Linked DNA regions of Homo sapiens: region 2 is linked to region 1. Evidence: read pairs that join two places in POLR2A ChIA-PET (ENCODE). Cell type or tissue: Panc1. All regions are shown on one strand.

What was found. ChIA-PET counts read pairs that join two places held together with the same protein. Peaks named below come from ENCODE experiments on the same cell type or tissue, not always from the same donor. Only the 100,000 strongest peaks of a DNase experiment are listed, where the experiment ranks them.
Region 2: POLR2A ChIA-PET joins it to region 1 with 5 read pairs; 2 of 35 experiments call an interaction of 5 or more read pairs at or near these places.

The regions. Positions count from the first base shown.
Region 1 is chr7:139,470,876-139,473,375 of GRCh38, forward strand. The region is part of intron 3 of KLRG2 (killer cell lectin like receptor G2); the gene reads right to left. Among named protein-coding and RNA genes, the nearest start is that of KLRG2, 12 kb to the right of the region's middle. In Panc1, no CTCF peak of the experiment used is centred here; a DNase peak (open chromatin) is centred at 1,276.
Region 2 is chr7:140,511,882-140,514,381 of GRCh38, forward strand. No RefSeq gene overlaps it. Among named protein-coding and RNA genes, the nearest start is that of MKRN1, 34 kb to the left of the region's middle. In Panc1, no CTCF peak of the experiment used is centred here; no DNase peak of the experiment used is centred here.

The DNA of each region.
Region 1 (2,500 bases):
TCTATCGCCCAGGCTGGAGTGCAATGGCACGATCTTGGCTCACTGGAACCCCTGTCTCCCAGGTTAAAGCGATTCTCCTGCCTCAGTCTCCTGAGTAGCTGGGATTACAGGTCCCCGTCACCACACCTGGATAATTTTTGTTTTTTTTTTTTAGTAGAGATAGGGTTTCACCATATTGGCCATGATGGTCCTGAGCTCCTGACCTCAGGTGATCCACCTGCTTCAGCCTCCCAAAGTGCTGGGATTACAGGTGTGAGCCACCGGGCCCGGACTTCCATTTTTGTTTTAAAGACAAAGTTACATATCATAGAAAAAAGCCTGGAAGTAGGTATTCCAAAATATTTTGTTAGTGCTTATCTTTAGGTACGAGATAATGAGTAAAATTTATTTTCTTTCTAAATGTTTATGTTTTCCAAACTTTTTGCAGTGAATGTATTACTTAATAATGAGAAAAATATACAGCAATAAGAGATACTGACATGTGTGTTCAAGAATTCACTTCTCGGCTGGGAGTGGTGGTTCACGCCTGTAATCCTAGCACTTTGGGAGCCCAAGGTGGGCAGATCACCTGAGGTCAAGAGTTTAAGACCAGCCTGGCCAACATGGTGAAACTCTGTCTCTACTAAAATACAAAAATTAGCCAGGCATGATGGCAGGTGCCTGTAACCCCAGCTACTCGGAAGGCTGAGATGGGAGGATCACTTGAACCTGGGAGATGGTGGTTGCAGTGAGCCGAGATCGTGCCACCGCACTCCAGCCTGGACAGCTGAGCGAGACTCGGTCTCAAAAAAAAAAAAGAATTCACTTCCTGTCCTGCTCTCGCAAGGGTCCCTAGGGGTTCTCAGGAGGGCTCCTCTTGGCTCCTCCAGGGCAAGAGACGTCAGGCACTGCAGGCAGCTGGCAGGACAGGCCCAGTGGCCAGTTCTTCAGGGCTCTGTCCCTCCACTGTCACTCATTGTCTGTCCCCAGGCGAGGTGGCACGAACAGAGGTGAGTCTCAGAGGAGGTGTGTGTCTCAGAGAGGTGTGGATATGACAGCCAAAGTGGGTGGGATAAAGGGCTGGGAAGCACAATACAGAAGGTGGGGATACCAGGCCACAGACTGTTTCGGAGCTGTCACCTGACGTGTGGCAGTTCCTGACCCCTAATCCCAGGACAGAGCCTGGACACCTAATCCTTCTGCAATGCATGGCAGGCACTTCCAGGAACAATCCCAGAAGAAACAAAAGCTAGAAACTCCCTCCCCTCCCTATTGTGTGGGGCAGAATAACTTTGATTCCAGGTAGGGACAGTCCAACAAAACGTCATGCATGCAAAAATCTTCAGTGAAATATTAACAAGTCAAGTCCAGAAATATTTGGGGAAAAAAATCATGACTAAGCAGACTTGACCACATGAAGCCAGGAATAAAACAAACAAACAAACCGCCACAAGAGATTAAAAGGAGAAACAAAAAAGATACTATCATCCCACTGGATGCATAGAAAGCCTTCAATGATTTAAACTCATTCATATTTAAAACTCTTAAATAAAAATAGAATTTTTTAAAAAATAGAAAGAAAAAAGGACAAAAAAAAATGGGAAGAGAAGCTGAGTGCGGTGGCTCATGTCTGTAATCCCAGCACTTTGGGAGGTCAGGGCAGGAAGATCACTTGAGCCCAGGAGTTTAAGACCAGCCTGGGAAACATAGTAAGACCCCGTGTCCATTAAAAAAAAAAAAAGAATGGGAAGAGACAACATCAGATGAGAAACATCAACATTTTGGAAGCTGGACAACTGTAACAGCCTCATAGAGCTGAGAAAGCTCAGTGGTTTTCAAGGAAAGGACAGATAGACAGCTGGGAGAAAGCCAAGAAATACCCCAATTTGAATTGAGAAGCCCCCAAAGCTTAAGTATTAGAGACAACAGGTCCTTCTGAAGGCCAATGTACGGGAAAAAGGACCGGTTGAAAGTCTGTAAAAGAAACAGTTAGGACCCTCCACCCCCAGCCCAAAGATCCACTCATCTTCCCCATGCAGCGAGGTAACTAACTGGCAGAGCTATTCGGAAAGACGAACCACAGAGGCTTTTAGAATCCAGGATACAGGGTTCAGTTAAGGGTGAAGGTGTTTATACTAAAAAGGGAAGGGGATGCGGTGGCTCGCGCCTGTAATCCCAGTACTTTGGGAGGCCGAGGTGGGTGGGTCGCTTGAGGCCAGGAGTTTGAGACCAGCCTGGCCAACATGGCAAAACACCGTCTCTACAAACATACAAAAATTAGCTGTGTGTGGTGGTTCGACCCTATAATCCCAGCTACTCAGGAGGCCGAGGCAGGAGAATCACTTGAACCTGTGAGGCAGAGGTTGCAGTGAGCTGAGATTGCTCCAGTGCATTCCAGCCTGGGTGACAGACCAAGACTCTGTCTAAAATAAAATAAAATAAAGATAAAAATAAATAAATAAAAAGGGAAGGATATTTAAGTGCTACACACTTAGAGGTGAAACCACCCCCTCCTATCCGC
Region 2 (2,500 bases), 1.0 Mb after region 1:
ATTAGAGATGGGATTTCACCATGTTGGCCAGGCTGGTCTCGAACATCTGACCTCAAGGGATCTGTCTGCCTCAGCCTCCCAAAATGCTGGGATTACAGGCGTGAGCCACTACACCTGGCCTTTTTTTTTAGACTTGATGTTGTTTTTTTGCCCATGCTGGTCTCGAACTTCTGGCTTCAAATGATTCACCTGCCTGGGCCTCCCAAAATGGTAGGATTACATGCATGAGCCACCGAGCTCAGCTCGCTTTTTGCTTTTAATTTTGGTAAGGCCAGGAAACACAGTCGATGACACCTCTGCTTGATGTGGCAGGCCCTCATTTGGCCTTCGTCCTCGGTGAACGGCCTCCATCTCCAGATATGGGGCATCTGTGGCTTTACCCTTGGCTCTCATAGCCCCATCTCTTTAAAAAAAATTTTTTTTTAACTTTTTTTGTTGTTTTGTTTTTGAGACAAAGCCTGTTGCCCAGGCTGGAGTGCAATGGCACAATCAGGGCTCACTGCAGCCTCAACCTGTGGGTAGTCCTCCTCAATCACCCACAGCCCTGTTGAATAGCTCTTTCACTCCTGTCCATGGGGCTGGTGAGAGAGAAGGGCAGGTCCGTGTGAATCTGGAGTTCTCTGACAGAAAAACAACCCAGTCCACATTTCCCCAGGGCAGGGGTGGGGGATGGTGGCAGGGTGAGGGGCACTGGAATCAGCTCTATAGCGGGAGGGACAACCTGTTGTGAGGTTCCGGTTTCAGATCTTAAGTGTGTGGTCTTTTAGGATTATACTGGGGCAGGAAGGGGTGATGGGCAGAGGACGAGGAGAGCAAGAGGGACCGGTAAGGAGCCCAGGGCTGATCAAACGTCAGACAGTTTGCTCCCTGGCCTGCTGCCAGCATCTGTTCATGCCAGAAAGAAGTCAGAGGTTGGGCTGCTGAACTCCAGCTAGGTGCTGGGTGAGGGCCGGGTGTGGTCACTGTACAAGCCGTGGACTGAAGTTAATTGGCCTTCACAGGTGCCAGCAGGTACATGGCCCTGCTCACTTGCCTTTTGCTTTGCTTTTTTTTTTTTTTTTAATTTTGATTTTAGGTTCAAGGGTACATGTGCAGGTTTGTTATATAAGTAAACTCGTGGCCGGGCGTGGTGGCTCATGCCTGTAATCCCAGCACTTTGGGAGGCTGAGGTGGGCGGATCACCTGAGGTCAGGAGTTCGAGACCAGCCTGGCCAACATGGTGAAACCCCGTCTCTATTAAAAATACAGAAATTAGCCGGGCGTGGTGGCAGGCACCTGTGGTCCCAGCTACTCAGGAGGCTGAGGCAGGAGAATTGCTTGAACCCAGGAGGCAGAGGTTGCAGTGAGCCAAGATTGCTCCACTGCACTCCAGCCTGGGCAACAGAGTGAGACTCCATCTCAAAAAAAAAAAATATGTAGCTGGGCGCAGTGGCTCACGCCTGTAATCCCAGCATTTTGGGAGGTGGAGGCGGGCAGATCACGAGGTCAGGAGATCGAGACCATCCTGGCTAACATGGTAAAACCCTGTCTCTACTAAAAATACAAAAAAATTAGCCAGGTGTGGTGGCGGGCACCTGTAGTCCCAGCTACTTGGGAGGTTGAGGCAGGAGAATGGTGTGGAGGCAGGAGAATGGTGTGAACCCAGGAGGCAGAGCTTACAGTGAGCCGAGATCATGCCACTGCACTCCAGCCTGGGCGACGAAGCGAGACTCTGTCTCAAAAAAAAAAAAGTAAATGCATGTCACTGGGATTTGTTGTACAGATCATTTCATCTCCCAGGTACTAAGCTTTTTTTTTTTTTTTTTTTTTTTTTTGAGATGAATCCTCACTCTGTCGCCAGGCTGGAGTGTAATGGCACAATCTCAACCCACCACAATCTCAGCCTCCTGGGTTCAAGTGATTCTTGTGCCTCAGCCTCCCGAGTAGCTGGGAATGCAGGTGTGCGTCACCACCCCTGGCTAATTTTTGTATTTATTTTTTCAGTTTTAGTAGACATGGGTTTCATCATGTTGGCCAGGCCAGGCTGGTCTCTAACTTCTGACCTCAAGTGATCCACCTTCCTTGGCCTCCCAAAGTGCTGGGATTACAGGTGTGAGCCACCACACCCAGCCCTCAAAATGTTTGAAGAAAGTTTAGGAATTTGTGTTGGGCCACATTCAAAGCCGTCCTGGGTTGCATGTGGCCCATGGGCTGTGGGTTGGATAAGCTTGGTTTAAGCGTTTTTCTCCGCAATCTCTCCAGCATCTGTTATTTTTTGACTTTTTTTTTTTTTTTTTCAATTGAGATGAGGTCTCGCTCCTCTGCCCAGGCTGGTGTTGAGCTCCTGGCCTCAAGTATTCCACCTGCCATGCATGGCCTCCGAAAGTTCTGGGATTACAGGCATGAGCCATCATGATTGGCCGACTTTTTAATAATAGCTATTCTGAGAGGTGCGAGATGGTATCTCATTGTGGTTTTGATGTGTGTTTCTGTAATGTTCAGTGATACTGAACTTTTTCTC